Linked DNA regions of Homo sapiens: region 1 is linked to region 2. Evidence: read pairs that join two places in POLR2A ChIA-PET (ENCODE). Cell type or tissue: CD4-positive, alpha-beta T cell. All regions are shown on one strand. Each heading gives the region's core, and the rest is flanking DNA. Links, peaks and the distances in the headings are about the cores only. Region 1 overlaps ODF2L (outer dense fiber of sperm tails 2 like). Region 2 overlaps LOC124904210 (a long non-coding RNA gene).

Region 1 (7,550 bases), core at 2,308-6,307, 120 kb after region 2:
TTTTTCCGGGTAATTGGGCTCTATATGGACACTCAAAAGTGTCCGAGTTTAAACAGTAAATAATTTAGTCACCCTAACTTATATTTGAGAACCTAATCTATGCTCCCCACTGTGTTAGGTAATTTTTTAGGGCAGAGAGTGATGCGTATTATTTGTCCTCACAGTTAATAGCAAGTTTAAAAGAGAACTAAAATATGAGCATTTATGGAGCAGTTAAATTCTAAACTATATGATTCTGAAAATACTTTTGTTTAGAGTTCTTGATGGGCTGGAGAAATCAGGGCAACACTTTGAGAAGGAAATGGAATGTTGGCTTTGAAGTACATGCCGTGTTTACAGAACAGTCACTCTTGCTGTCAACTCTTCTTCCTATATTATCCAGTCTGCAGCCCATCTTTTAAATATACATCCTTCTTTTTTCATTGGAGAGAGGGATTACTAATTTGTTATCTAATCTAATCTCTCTGTATCAGAAAACGTTTTTTCCATTTTGGTAGCTTTTACGCATAAGATTTATTTTCCAGCTTTTTGCCTGTTTCCAAGATTCCTATCCTTTTTTTTTTTTTCATACAATTACCTCTCTAGTAAACGTTTGACTAGTGTCCAGAATAGTAGGGGGAAAAAAAGAGGATTCCTGTATCTACTTTGTGTTCCTTGCTGAATATGCCATGGTGACTTTTTTCAGTAGAAGCTGTGTTTGAAGCCAGTGGAAGTTAGTTTTCTAAGAATTTGTGTTTGGCAAAACAAAATGTGCAGGTTTCATATGCTATTCTCTTCAGAGATATTGTTTTAAAATACATATTCATCTGAAGTTAGTTAATTTACTTAGTCTGATCTAGGTGTTAAGGAAGGTCATGGACCATGATTTTCCTTTTTCTCTGACCATGGCTAGCATCATGGTCCCTGAGCAGTTATCCCCAAATGCTTGCTGTTGGCCACAGTGGAACATAGTTTAGTGAATGTAGCTGGATCAGCATAGCCTACAAGCACTCCTGGAAAAAGCTTTAAGTACATGTCCTCTTGGCAGTAGACTGGCAAAATTGTCTCTGTATAGGAAATTTAAATCTTTAAACATTTTAAAATATTTTAAAATTGCTCATCTTTAAGGATTTTTAAATGGTTTTTTAAAATTTTTTATTTCCATAGGTTTTTGGGGAACAGGTGGTATTTGGTTACATGAGTGAGTTCTTGAGTGGTGATTTGTGAGATTTTGGTGCACCCATCCCTGAGCAGTGTACACTGAATTCCAATTGGTAGTCTTTTATCACTCACCCCCTTCCCACCCTTTCACCCTGAATCTCCAAAGTCCACTGATTCATTCTTACCCCTTTGCATCCTCATAGCTTAGCTCCCACTTATAAGTAAGAACATATGATGTTTGGTTTTTTATTGCTGAGTTACTTCACTTAGAGTAATAGTCTCCAATTCCATCCATGTTGCTGTGAATGCCGTTAATTTATTCCTTTTTATGGCTGAGTAGTATTTTATCATGTATATATTATATATATATGTATATCACAGTTTTTTTACTCATTGTTTGATGGACATTGTGTTGCTATAAACATGCATGTGCAAGTATCTTTTCTATATAATGACTTCTTTTCCTCTGGGTAGGTGGCTAGTAGTGGGATTGCTGGATCAAATGGTAGCTCTACTATTAGTTCTTTAAGGAATCTCCACACTGTTTTCCATAGCGGTTGTACTAGTTTACATTCCCACCAACAGTGTAGAAGTGTTCTCTTTTCACTGCATCCATGCCAACATCTATTATTATTTTTTGATTATGGCTGTGCTTGCAGGAGTAAGGTGGTATCACATTGTGGTTTTGATTTGCATTTCTCTGATCATTAGTGATGTTGAGCATTTTTTCATGTTTGTTGGCCATTTGTATATATTCATTTGAGAATTGTCTATTCATGTCCTTAGCCCACTTTTTGATGGGATTTTTTTTCTTGCTAATTTGAGTTCATTGTCGGTTTTGGATATTAGTCTTTTGTCAGATGTATAGATTGTGAAGATTTTCTCCCACTCTGTGGGTTGTCTGTTTAGTCTGCTGACTATTCCTTTTGCCATGCAAAAGCTCTTTAGTTTAATTAAGTCCCAGCTATTTATCTTTATTTTTATTGCATTTATTTTTGGGTTCTTGGTAATGAAATCTTTGCCTAAGCCAATATCTAGAAGGGTTTTTCTGATGTTATCTTCCAGAATTTTTATAGTTTCAGGTCTTAGATTTATATAGTTTCAGGTCTTAGATTTAAGTCTTTGATCCATCTTGCGTTGATTTTTGTGTAAGGTGAGAGATGAAGATCCAATTTCATTCTCCTACATGCGGCTTGCCAATTATCCCAGCACCATTTGTTGAATAGGGTGTCTTTTCCCCACTTTATGTTTTTGCTTGCTTTGTCAAATATCAGTTAGCTGTAAGTATTTGGGTTTATATCTGGGTTCTCTATTCTGTTCCATTGGTCTATGTGCCTATTTTTATACCAGTACCATGCTGTTTTGGTGACTGTGGCCTTATAGTATAGTTTGAAGTTGGGTAATGTGATGTCTTTTCACCTAGTCTTGCTTTGGCTATGTGGGCTCTTTTTTGGTTCCAAGTGAATTTCAGAATTGTTTTTTCTAGTTCTGTGAAGAGTGATGATGGTATTTTTATGCGAATTGCATTGAAATTGTAGATTGCTTTTGGCAGTATGGCCCTTTTCACAATATTGATTTGACCCATCCATGAACATGGGTTGTGTTCCATTTGTTTGTGTTATCTATGATTTCTTTCAGCAGTGTTTTATAGTTTTCCTTGTAGAGGTCTTTCACCTCCTTGGTTAGGTATATTCCTAAGTATTTTATTTTATTTTGTTTTGTTTTTGCAGCTATTGTAAAAGTGGTTGAGTTCTTGATTTGATTATCAGCGTGGTCACTGTTGGTGTATAGCACTGCTACTGATTTGTGTACATTAATTTTGTATCTTGAAACTGCTGAATTTATCAGTTCTAGGAGCTTTTTGGAGGAGTCTTTAGGATTCTCTAGGTACAGAATCATACCATCAGCAAACAGCAACGGTTTGACTTCCTGTTTACCGATTTGGATGCCCTTTATTTCTTTCTCTTCTCTGATTGCTCTGGCTAGGACTTCCAGTACTATGTTGAATACAAATGATGAGAGTGGGCATCTTTGTTTTGTTTCAGTTCTCAGAGGGAATGCTTTCAACTTTTCCCCATTCAGTATTATGTTGGCTATGGGTTTGTCATAGATGGCTTTTATTACATTGAGGTATGTCTCTTGTATGCCGATTTTGCTGGGGGTTTTAATCATAAAGCGATGCTGGATTTTGTCAAATGCTTTTTCTGCATCTATTGAGATGATTGTGTGATTTTTGTTTTTAATTCTGTTTATGTGGTGTATCACATTTATTGACTTGTGGATGTTAAACCATCCCTGCATCTGTAGTATGAAACCTGCTTGATCATGGTGGATTATCTTTTTGATGTTGAATTCGGTGAGCTAGTATTTTGTTAAGAATTTTTTTTTTCTTGAGACGGAGTCTCACTCTGTTGCCAGACTGGAGTGTAGTGGCATGGTCGTGGCTCACTGCAACCTCCGCCTCCTGGGTTCAAGCAATTCTCTGCCTCAGCCTCCTGAGTAGCTGGGATTACAGGCACCCGCCACGATGCCCAGCTAATTTTTGTATTTTTAGTAGAGACAGAGTTTCACCATCTTGGCCAGGCTGGTCTTGAACTCCTGACCTCACGATCCACCCGCTTCAGCCTCCCAAAGTGCTGGGATTACAGGCGTGAGCCACCACGCCCGGCCTTTTAAGAATTCTTGCATCTATGTTCATCAGGGATATTGGTCTGTAGTTTTCTTTTTTGGTTATGTCCTTTCCTGGTTTTGGCATTAGGGTGATACTGGTTTCATAGAATGATTTAGGGAGGATTCTCTCTTTCTGTATCTTGTGGAGTAGTGTCAATAGGATTGGTACCAATTGTTCTTTGAATGTCTGGTAGAATTCAGCTGTGGATCTATCTGGTCCTGGACTTCTTTTTTTGTTGGTAATTTTTAAAATACCATTGCAGTCTCACTGGTTGTTATTGGTCTGTTCAGGGTTTCTCATTCTTCCTGATTTAAGCTAGGAGGGTTGTATCCAGGAATTTATCCATCTCCTCTAGGATTTCTAGTTTATGTGTGTAAAGGTGTTCATAGTAGCCTGAGTGATCTTTTGTATTTCTGTAGTGTCAGTTGTAGTATCTCCCATTTCATTTCTAATTGAGCTTATTTGAATCTTTTCTCTTCTTGATTAATCTTGCTAATAATGTTCTGTCAGTTTTATTTATCTTTTCAAAGGACCAGCTTTTTGTTTCATTTATCTTTTGTATTTTTTTTTTTTTTCAGTTTCATTTTGTTCTGCTCTGATCTGGGTTATTTCCTGCCTTCTGTTGGGTTTGGGTTTGTTTTGTTTTTGTTTCTCTAGTTTCTTGAGATGTGACCTTACATTGTCTGTTTGTGTTCTTTCAGACTTTTCAATGTAGGCATTTAAGGCTATGAACCTTTCCCTTAGCACCACCTTTGCTGTATCCCAGAGGTTTTGATAGATAGTGTCACTCTTATCATTCAGTTTGAAGAATTTTTAAGTTATCTTTAAAATGATTTGATCCTTAAACATGTATACAGAATATGTGTCTTTGTTGCACCCAACACTGACAAGTTGTACAGAAGTACATTTGTCAGTTAACAGTATATTCCACATTACTGAAAACATTTTATTGTGAAATGTCTGCTTTTCTATACAAGAATACATTTGGTCCAATAAAATGATAGCATTTCTTATAAAGCAGGACTTTTTATGCTAAATAAAATTATTACATTTTTGTTCAACACTTATTTTTTGTTACACAATTATCACAACACAAAAGCAGTGGAGTGCCTTGGAATCTCTGAACAATATTTGTCCTGGAGAAGATGACTGTTGATAATTTTCATGGAAATTCCTGAGACAAATAGTTCTCTTCCTTGTGTGTTGAGAAATCAGTAAATGTAATGTAGATTCCATTTTAGAATGTTAGGTAGAAAGTCATTCTGAATTCCTATTTTTACAGTGTGTTGATTTTATTTATTTGTTTACCCTTTAAGATAAGTGGCAGTTACCAATTATAGGTGATGAAGCAGAAAAATTTTATGACTTTATCTTATGATAAAACTTTTAGAAAAGTTGTGTATAAAATACCGATACCAAACTAGTGTTATCTTGTAAAATATTTTCTACAAATTGAAAATTTCTATCTTCTTACATTGTTTTTTAAACCTTTATTCCAAATATGGGAACCATTTGTCTTTTAATGATCCCTGAAAAGACAAATCAAGGGGTGAATTTAAAAAAAAAGGCAGTCTTTAGTCATTATATTCTTTAAAAGCTCTAAGCCTTAATGTTTTCGTTCAATTATTGCTTAGCTTTTACAAGGCTTGTAGGTGCTGAGGATTCAAATATAAAAAAGACATTCTTTCTTGAGATTCCAGTCCACAGAGAGACAAATATGACAAATATTTAAACAAGTAAAAGGGTTGGTACCAGTTGCTTTCTGTATGGGGATAGCTATTGCAACTGAATGAATTAGTAGATGATGGTTCTCTTGATTGCAGTGACTTATCCCGAGCATATTCTTCTTAACTTTTAGGTTTGGTTTTTTATTTTATTTTGTATACTTGTAATTCTTCTAGTTTATAGATAGCTCGAAATATTGTTATACCATTGTAATAGATGTTGCATATTTGCAGCATTCAAGGGAATCATCCTAGACTATCTGTTGGTTACTCAGCAGTTCTTTTTGGACTTCACTTTCTGGTATTTAAAAAATGTGACCATACTTCATTGGCCTGTTTCCTAAATATTTGTCTCTATAGTATATAGAACATTCAGATAAAATATATACATTTTATGGACACTTTGGAAGGTTTCTGAATGGCTAATTTAAATAATCTTCAACCTGTAATTTCACTTCTACTCTAAGTGTTAAAAATTCTTGAATATAATATGTTTTGTAATACAGACATATAAAACTAAATTACAAGGAGGTAAATATCCAAAAAAATGTAGAAAACCTTAAATATAACCTTTGATTTTGTGTAAACATAAAATGAAGTCAGGGAAGACATTACCACATATTGTTAGAGTTGGGAAAAGAGAGCCTTAATGGTTGCCAAAGCTCTAACTCATTACTTAAATTGGAGTAGTTTTGAAGAAATTAATATTCACATTTTTAAAGTGACATCTACAGGTGTGAGTAAAAACAATTAGATTGGTAAAATTTGGAAGTAATGTCATCTGTCTGGTCTTTTCACTATCACCAATAATATTCTAGATTGAGTTGGGAATAGAAGTAAGTGAATTTAATTTTGAAAAGTCTACTTGCAATTGAGTATCCTATCCTTTGTAGCTATTGTTGCCAAGTACTTTGAAAAGTTGAATTTCTACAGATTTAGGCATAAATAACATACATTTCTTATGGCATGGGCCTAATAAGACAGACTATAGGTAACCCATGGTTTTTATATTTGTTTTATAGTCCTGCTGGGTTCAAATATTGTAATACTTCAAGAAATAGACTAATAAAGATTTTTACACTCTTGTGATTATTTAGGAATTATCAGGCCTTTTGGAAACAGTGTATGGAAATTGGCAATTGTTGAGTGGTTGTGCTATGAAATTTTGATACAATTTTGAAGTACTATAACAATGAGTAGCAGTTATACTTCTTATTTTGTCTTTGAAATGTTATTCTTTTACACATCCTTATAACCTTTATTTTTTATGAGAGAGTAATGACAAAAAAACTCTATTGAAATAAATTTAATAACTAAAATATTTCCTAGCTTTCAGCTTATGTGGAGAAGTCGCTGTGAAGCCACCTATAAATCCATTTACTGAATTTATGGAGAAGGCTGTAAATGATGGAAGTCATTCAGAAGAACTCTTTTGCCATCTTAAAACTATATCAGAGAAAGAAGATTTACCACGGTGTACCAGTGAAAGTCATCTCAGCTGGTATTCTCATCAGTATCAGGGGAAATCTAAATTTCCGATTCTAGGATTTCCTGTTTTGTCTATAATATAAATTATTTGAATCAAATACAGCATTCTTTTAAGAGTATCTTTTCCAAATCTAGTATTTATTTATTAAAATATATTTAATCTGATTACAAGTGTACTCATCTAGCAGAATTCAACTAGTTTTTTTGAATCTTAATGAAAGCAATTAAAAATGAAAACCTGGCCGGGCGCAATGGATCATGCCTGTAATCCCAGCACTTTGGGAGGATGAGGCAGGTGGATCACTTGAGGTCAGGAGTTCAAGATCAGCCTGGCCAACATGGTGAAACCCCATCTCTACTGAAAAAATGCAAAAATTAGCCAGATGTGGTAGCGTGTGCCTGTTGTCCCAGCTACTTGGAAGGCTGTGGTAGAAGAATCACTTGAACCTGGGAGGCGAAGGTCACAGTGAGCCGAGATAATGCCACTGCACTCCTGGGTGACAGAGCCTGGGTGACAGAGCGAGACT
Region 2 (7,550 bases), core at 2,042-6,041:
CAATTATAATAAAGACAAAAAATAGTTGTTGGCAAGGATGTAGAGAATAGGGAACCTAGTATACTGTTGGTGGGAATGTAAGCTAAGACAGCCATTAGGGAAAACAGTATAGAGGTCTCTCAAAAGACTAAATTATCATATAATCCACAAATCCTCTTCTGGGTATATATCCAAAAGTTTTAAAATCACTATGTTGAAGAAATATTTGTACTTCCATGTTCATTACAGCATCAGTCACAATAGCCAAGTTATGGAATCAATCTTAGTGTCCATCCATATATAGAACATTTTCTTTATCCATCTGTTTGGATGAATGTATGTGTATCTGTATATGCATACATATACAGGTGTATATATTATATATATATATATAATACACACACACACACACACACACACACACACACACACACACCCTATGTATCTATCTATATATTCACACAATAGAATACTATTCAGCCTTAAAAAAATAGATTATGTTGTGACATGGATGAACCAGAAGGACATTTTTCTAAGTGAAATAAGCCAGATACAAAAGACAAATGCCATATGTTCTCACTTATACGTGGAAGCTAAAAAAATTGAATACATAGAAGCAGAGAGTAGAATGGGTATTAACAGAGGCTGGAGAGTTAGGGGAATGGGGAGATGTTGGTCAAAGTATATAATGTTTCAGCCAGACAGGAGGCATAAATGATAAGAATTTGAAGTGACGGATTTCTTAATTAACTGGATTCAATCATTCCATATTGTGTGTACATATATATATATATATATATATATATATATATATGAAAGAATCATTTTGTACCTCATAAAATATATACAATTATAACTTGCCAATATCCAACAAAAAATTAATTAAAAAATAATTCAATCCCTAGAGGAATTCCAGAGTATACCTGGAAGCAGATTTTGCCCAGCATGACTAATTCCGAGATGTAGTAATATTTGGAGAAACAGAGGTTCGATTAGGGTTATTTTGCTTCATTTCTTTCTCTTGCTTTTCTCTTCTCTTCTTATTTTATACATATACCCAGACATCATGAAAGTAAAAGGATCACTTTCTCTGGCAGATACCACATGTGGATTAGGTATGCAAAGCATGAGTTCCTATAATATGTGCTTCCCCTGAAATAGACCCTACATACTGTGCATTGCTTTGTTTGTTTGTTTTTAACTTTTATTTTAGGTTTGGGGGTACATGTGAAGGTTTATTACATAGGTAAACTTGTGTCATGAGGGTTTGTTGTACAGATTATTTCATCACCCAGGTATAAAGATCAGAGGACAATAGTTATTTTTTCTTCTCCTCTCCCTCCTCCCACCCTCCATCCTCAAGTAGACCACAGTGTTTGTTGTTCTCTACTTTATGTTCATGAGTTCTCATCATTTAGCTCCCACTTATAAGTGAGAACATGTGGTCTTTGGTTTTCTGTTCCTGCATTAGTTTGCTAAGGATAATAGCCTCCAACTCCATCCATGTTCCCACAAAAGACAGGATCTTGTTCTTTTTTATGGCTGCATAGTATTCCATGGTGTATATGCACCACATTTTCTTTATCCAATCTATAATTGATGGGAATTTATGTGGATTCCATGTCTTTGGTATTGTGATTAGTGATGCAGTTAACATTCATATGCGTGTGTCTCTATGATAGAATGATTTCTATTTCTCTGAGTAAATACCCAGTAATGGGTTTGCTGGGTCAAATGTAGTTCTGCTTTTAGCTCTTTGAGGAATCACCATACTGCTTTCCACAATGGTTGAACTAATTTACACTCCCACCAACAGCATATAAGTGTCCCCTTTCCTCTGCAACTTTGCCAGCGTCTGTTATTTTTTGACTTTTTAAAAATAGCCATTCTGACTGGTGTGAGGTGGTATCTCATTGTGGTTTTGATTTACGTTTCTCTAATAATTAGTGATGTTGGACATTTTTTCATGTGCTTGTTGGCTGCATGTATGTCTTCTTTTGAGAAGTGTCTGTTTATGTTCTTTGCCCTCTTTTTAATGGGGTTGTTTTTGTCTTGTAAATTTAAGCTCCTTATAGATCTGCGCATTGTTAAGTGCCTGTTCGCTTGATAGTACTTTAGTTGGCAGAAACCATGTAGCTCATTACCCATTGTAATCTTAGTGTCTAACATGGGACTTGGGATACAATGTGGGTACTTTAAAAGTATTTGCTGAATAGATAAATGAATGTCTCAAGCACACAGACAACATGCTTAATGCAAAGCTAAAGGATTTCAGGGCAGGTGTCTTAAGAGGTGGAAGTTGAAGGAATTGTCAAAGGAGGACTTGAAGTGACATCCCAAGGCATATAGGGGCCATATAAAGAAAAAGATAATGGACCAGGTAAAAAGAAACAATCAAGTGATGGGAGTCATCATGAAATTACAACGTCAGTTCAGTGGGATAGGAAGTGAACAGCACAGAGGGTTAGGAGGTTGTGTCCAGAATAGGATACTGGATTTTAAGATTTCACAGGTGCGGTTGTTTCAGGTCATTACTAGGTCAAAATGTGGCCTTAGCAAGACTTGCTCAAACCATATGCAATTGCCAATATTCGAATTTTTTACTTATAAAAATACACTTTTATTATTCAAACCAATAGTTTGTTCAATTTTAGTGGAGGTGGGGTGACGATCAAGGAATTTTGAGGCTGAGATATGAACTGACTCATTCATATAGATTCTGAGACCACTCAGAGTGATTTTAAGAGGTGAGGGGGGAAGAGTGTTGTGCCTAACTTGGGTGAGTGTGGTAGATAACAGTGAAGAGAAGGGATTAAAAAACAGCATAGATCAATGACATAGGATGGAAGCTTTAAACAAACCACATTAGATCATAGGGGTAACAGCCTAGCTTGGAAGTTGCAAAGGGGAGCTTGGAGAATATTTCTCCCTACGCTCTTTTGATGCTGGATACTTGGATATTAAGAGAAGTACCAACATCTGGAACAGATTTACCAGATTTACTCACTCACTTAATTGACTTATCAGAGGCTAAGGCCATTGTGGGTCAATGATGGCATAAGGCAAAAATTTGGCTTATTTTATCACCTATGACAATACAGATCCATTTCGCAATAAACTTTCCTATAACCCAGAGTACATAAGAATGTTTTTTCTTTGTTGTTCTCTACTTTCTATCTTATCTATATGTTAACATTTACCTCTTCTTCTCCAAAGTCACATGGTATGCATCTCTGGTTTACTACCATATCCCATGCTACATTTTACTGAGTTCACCCAAATGGGAAATTAAAATCTCAGTGAGTGACTTATTGAAAAATTTCCAGGCGAAATCCATGGTAACCATGTTCTACGAAGTTGGGACCTCAGTCTCATTTGTCACAAAGTGGCCTTCTCATCAGCTAAGTGCTTGGTTTGGTTTTGTAACATTTAGAAAAGGACTCCAAACTGACCCTTGCAGAGCTTATAGCTTGCAGTGAACGCCAAGAATGAGTTCTCAGACGATTCTAGCTGAGCGGAGCGGGGGACCACCCTTCTGAGAGAGAGTGTCACCCCAGAATCCATCCGCCAAGTATTTATTGAAAGGGCTTGTTAAACTACAAACATCCACTAGATGGCCTCTTGAGGTCGGGTCGTGAGGCACTTATGGCCTTATAAAAGCACTCAAACCACATTCTCAGGAGGCTGTTTTCAGCCTTCCTTATGACACGCTCCACTCCTTGTCCTGTTTTCAGGGTCAAGGAGTTACATTTCCATGCACAAATAACATACACACAGTGCCTCCGTCTTTTTCCATGCCCCTACCTCAAATGCCTTGTACACAAGCTTGAATGTGTTGCCATGCACCCCCGACGTCTCCCCCTTCTTTAATTCTTAGAGCGTGCTGGTCATCCAATGCAAGGTAAACTTCTATCGTTCTTCCCTGGTTGTCGACGCGCTGGGTAGCAGCACAGAGCCATCTGCAGATGTCTAGCAAACAGATACAAGAAAGAATAACTATAGCGGCCATCACCCAGATGCGCATGTTTAACCCAGACAACCAAGTGTTTGGGTTTAACCATTGAAAGCCTTCTTGAAATTGCTGAAGGGTACTTGTTTGTGATTGCTGTGACCTTTCTTCAAGTTGTTTCTTCAACTCACACTTAGGAGTAGAAACTTGAGAAGACAAATGGTCGCGATAAGCCCCTTGCAGATGTGTGTTCACTCTCTCCCAAGCATATTGGGAGCTATTATACGGCAGAAGTGTGACACAGATAGAATTATATTGCCAATCACAATGTAAATTTTGACAGGTAATGAATGCCTGCTGCTGATTCCCTAGCTATTTAACAGTGGCTTTAAGAGCCTCCAGGTGAGGCAGAATAGTTTTATCAATATTTACCTGTTCTTGAAATTCATGGGTTACATTATATGCAGTGTGGTTCACCACTGAGGCTGCGTGAATAGATTGTGTCAGAGAAACAGCCACAGTAGCGGCAGTTGCTAATATAATAATAGCTGAGACTAAAAAGGCAATTAAAGTGGCCAGAAATCTTTTTTTCTGAGTATGAGACAGTGCTTTTCTAAATAGCTGCAGAGTGGAATCTCCTTCCCAGCTCCTGGTTAAATTTATGGGCAGCTACAATTCTGCACGCCATTTTACAATCATGACATAGGTTATATTCAACTGTGTAATGTTTTGATGAGACAATCATGTAGCATACTAACTACTGGAAGAGACTTTAATACTATAAAAGGATTGATTCTGCTCTATGTTAGGAACACCTTGCCCAAACAAAAGTATATAGGGGTGCATAGTACAAATCAGGACTGTGTCAGTAACATTATTATGCAAAGAGAGGGTATAGTTGCCACCACTAGTAATATACTCACCATGTGAAAGAACCCATTCAATAAAAGGAAGTCCTAGTCTCCAAATTTCGGTATGAGCAGGGCTTAAAGCCTGTTTCCCTGTTAGTTATAATATTGGTCCTGAAAGCCCATACTCTGACCAGGTGACAAAACTATTGGAAGGACTCCAAATCCAGTAGTCTGATTGGCACACATAAGATTACCATGGGGACCCCATTATCAAACAGAGGCCCTTGATGGGGCGCAGGCTGTCTGCACAGCGAACACTGGACGACATCAAACTTATATTGCCAGTCTCTACTCAGACGGCATATAGGAAGATCAGGCCCTTGTGTAGCTTCATTAGAGACCTCAGTAAGATTAGTGGTAACAGCAGAAATAAAGGTCAAGTTTGCAAGCTTAGTATCCCTTTTGGACTGAGGTAAAGATATTCCTGAAGATTGAGAATGACACACTTATCACGTGCTATTGTGGAAAAACAAATAGGGGGATTGCTATACAATAAAATCAAGGAGTAATTAAGTTTAATCCATCCCAAATTTTCAGTTAAGGGGTAAGACAAGAGCATCCATCGACCTCCTATCCAAGAAGTGTCATTAGATGACAAAGGCGGGTCAGCATCCCACCATGTAATAACATTAAAAACACGGGGATTTAGAACATGACTCCAATAAACATGTTCTTGAGCTGATCCCACTTGGCAAAGTATAAGAATTACCAGCCACCCCAACATCCATGTCTGTCTTACTTTCTCAGAAGTTTCCCCAGTTGCCACAGATACATAAGAAACCGATTCTCTGCAGTTGCATGGGCTTCCACGGCTGCAAGCAGGATAGATGCCTGTTGATCCAATCTCTTTAGCTGTCCCCAGGTAATGTTAGGTGACTTCTGAGTCATCATTGTCATTATTGGTTGATTCTCCGACAGGTCCTAGTCTCGAGAACAGAGCCCCATATTCCCCCTTTTTTGTTTATTAAGATATATTTTAAGAGTTTGATGAGCTTATTTAACAATGGCCTGACTGGCTGAGTTAGAAGGAATACCAGTTTTGTGTTGTATGTACCAAAGTTGCAATGCATATGCAAATTGAGCACTAAGATAGTAAGGTCCATTATCAGTTATTATAGTGTGTGGAAAGCTTAGAGTCATAATAGAGTTAAACAAATTAGCAAATGCATCTTTAGTTTTTTTCTCCCGTCTGGGGGGTAGCATGTGTCAGGCCTGTATAAGTGTCCATGGTAACGTGGAGAAATTTAAAACTTCCAAAGGATGGTTACTGAGTAACATCAGTTTGCCAGATAGTGTTAGGCACCAGACCTCGTAGGCTGGCACTAAGCCCTAAGGAAAAAGGGGAAAGAGAACGCTGTTGGCAATCAGGACAGTTTTAATAATCATGTGAGCTTAAGCAAGTGTCAAATGAAACTGTTGTTTAAGACTGCAGGCGTTCTGATGAAAAACAGCATGATCAGCTTGAGCTCGCAAAAAAGCAGGAGAATCTGCAAACCACATCTGTGGTCGTACCAGAGCATCAGCTCAAGCATTCCTTTCTGACAAGGGACCAGATAGCCCAGAATGAGAGCGAATATGTGTGATGTAAAGAGGGTGATGACTGGCAAGGAGGAGTCTTGCGCTGCAAGAGACAAAGCTAGTAGGGGTTCATTAGTAATGCCCTTCACATGTGCAAGATCTAAATGAGTAATACTATACACCGCATAAGTGGAATCACTAAGTATATTTACGTCTTGGTGAGGAAAATTTGTAAGGCCAATATCAAGGCACCTAACTCTGCCTGTTGTGTAGTTTTTAAAATGCTCCTGGATTCTGTACTGCCAGTTTTGCATGGCATCTTGCCACACTATAGCTGCTTTTCCAGTTTTTCCTGAACCATCTGTAAAGAGAGTGATGGCATGAAGTAAAGGCTCAGAGACAACAATAGATACAAACTTCACAGGCATAGTTTGTAAAAAGTTCAGGAGCTTAGAGGCTGGTAAATTGAAGCTGATATTACGAATAAAGTCAGCCATTGCTACTTGCCAATCAAGATCACGAGCTAAGAGAGTATGAAATTGTTCCTTGCTTAAAGGTAGGAAAGAGTAGCAGGGTCATATCCTGACAGCTGGACGCAACGTTGGCGTCCCTTTATGAGAAGAGAAGCTATTAAATCTGTTGTCTTTTGTGTATGTTTAGAGGGATTATGAGACAGGTACATAACAGATGTAAAATACAGAAATGGCAAAAGATAAAGCCTACCTGTTAAACTAAGGCATGGAAGCGATGGATATTTCAAATGATTATTACTATATTTTGGCCCTTGAAAATCATTAGAATGTGACTGCAAGTCGCCAGGATAATAAACCTGCATTGAGTTAGCTTAAGTATGTAAAAAAAAAAAAAAGAAAAAACCCCAAAAAACTTTTTAAAATGTCCTTTGGTGTTGGCCATTTTCCTGCATCAGCCTTTAGATGGAATGTCTTAGAAGTGAGCTTGGGAAAGTAGGGCTGTGGCCAGTTTCTTTTATTCGGTCTGGGCTCCTTAGGCAGCTTCTGTTTTTAACAGCTTGCCACTTGTTGCTGCCCTTACTCTGAAAGAAAGGAAGGAAGACTACAAGTGGCAGTAAGAGGCCAAAGAATGACCGGGTGGTAACGTGCGTGTGTAAGCGCAGAGGCTGGAGGGAAGAAGGTAACCGGCTGGGAGAAAACCACTCCGCTTATCTTTTAGGC

Evidence for each region. Peaks named below come from ENCODE experiments on the same cell type or tissue, not always from the same donor. Only the 100,000 strongest peaks of a DNase experiment are listed, where the experiment ranks them.
Region 1: POLR2A ChIA-PET joins it to region 2 with 5 read pairs; 7 of 35 experiments call an interaction of 5 or more read pairs at or near these places.

The regions. Positions count from the first base shown.
Region 1 is chr1:86,386,401-86,393,950 of GRCh38, reverse strand. It overlaps ODF2L (outer dense fiber of sperm tails 2 like), which reads left to right. Exons shown (of 17, transcript NM_001366781.1): 2 at 6,865-7,036. The coding sequence starts at 6,924. Among named protein-coding and RNA genes, the nearest start is that of ODF2L, 6.1 kb to the left of the region's middle. In CD4-positive, alpha-beta T cell, for the core only: CTCF peaks have their summits at 3,697, 3,990 and 4,193; a DNase peak (open chromatin) is centred at 4,440; H3K4me3 peaks cover 721 bases; H3K27ac peaks cover 2,071 bases.
Region 2 is chr1:86,504,230-86,511,779 of GRCh38, reverse strand. The region is part of intron 1 of LOC124904210 (a long non-coding RNA gene); the gene reads left to right. LOC105378827 (a long non-coding RNA gene) reads left to right here and starts at 7,450. Exons shown (of 2, transcript XR_001738132.2): 1 at 7,450-7,550. RefSeq lists an enhancer at 3,492-3,993. In CD4-positive, alpha-beta T cell, for the core only: a CTCF peak has its summit at 3,540; a DNase peak (open chromatin) is centred at 3,619.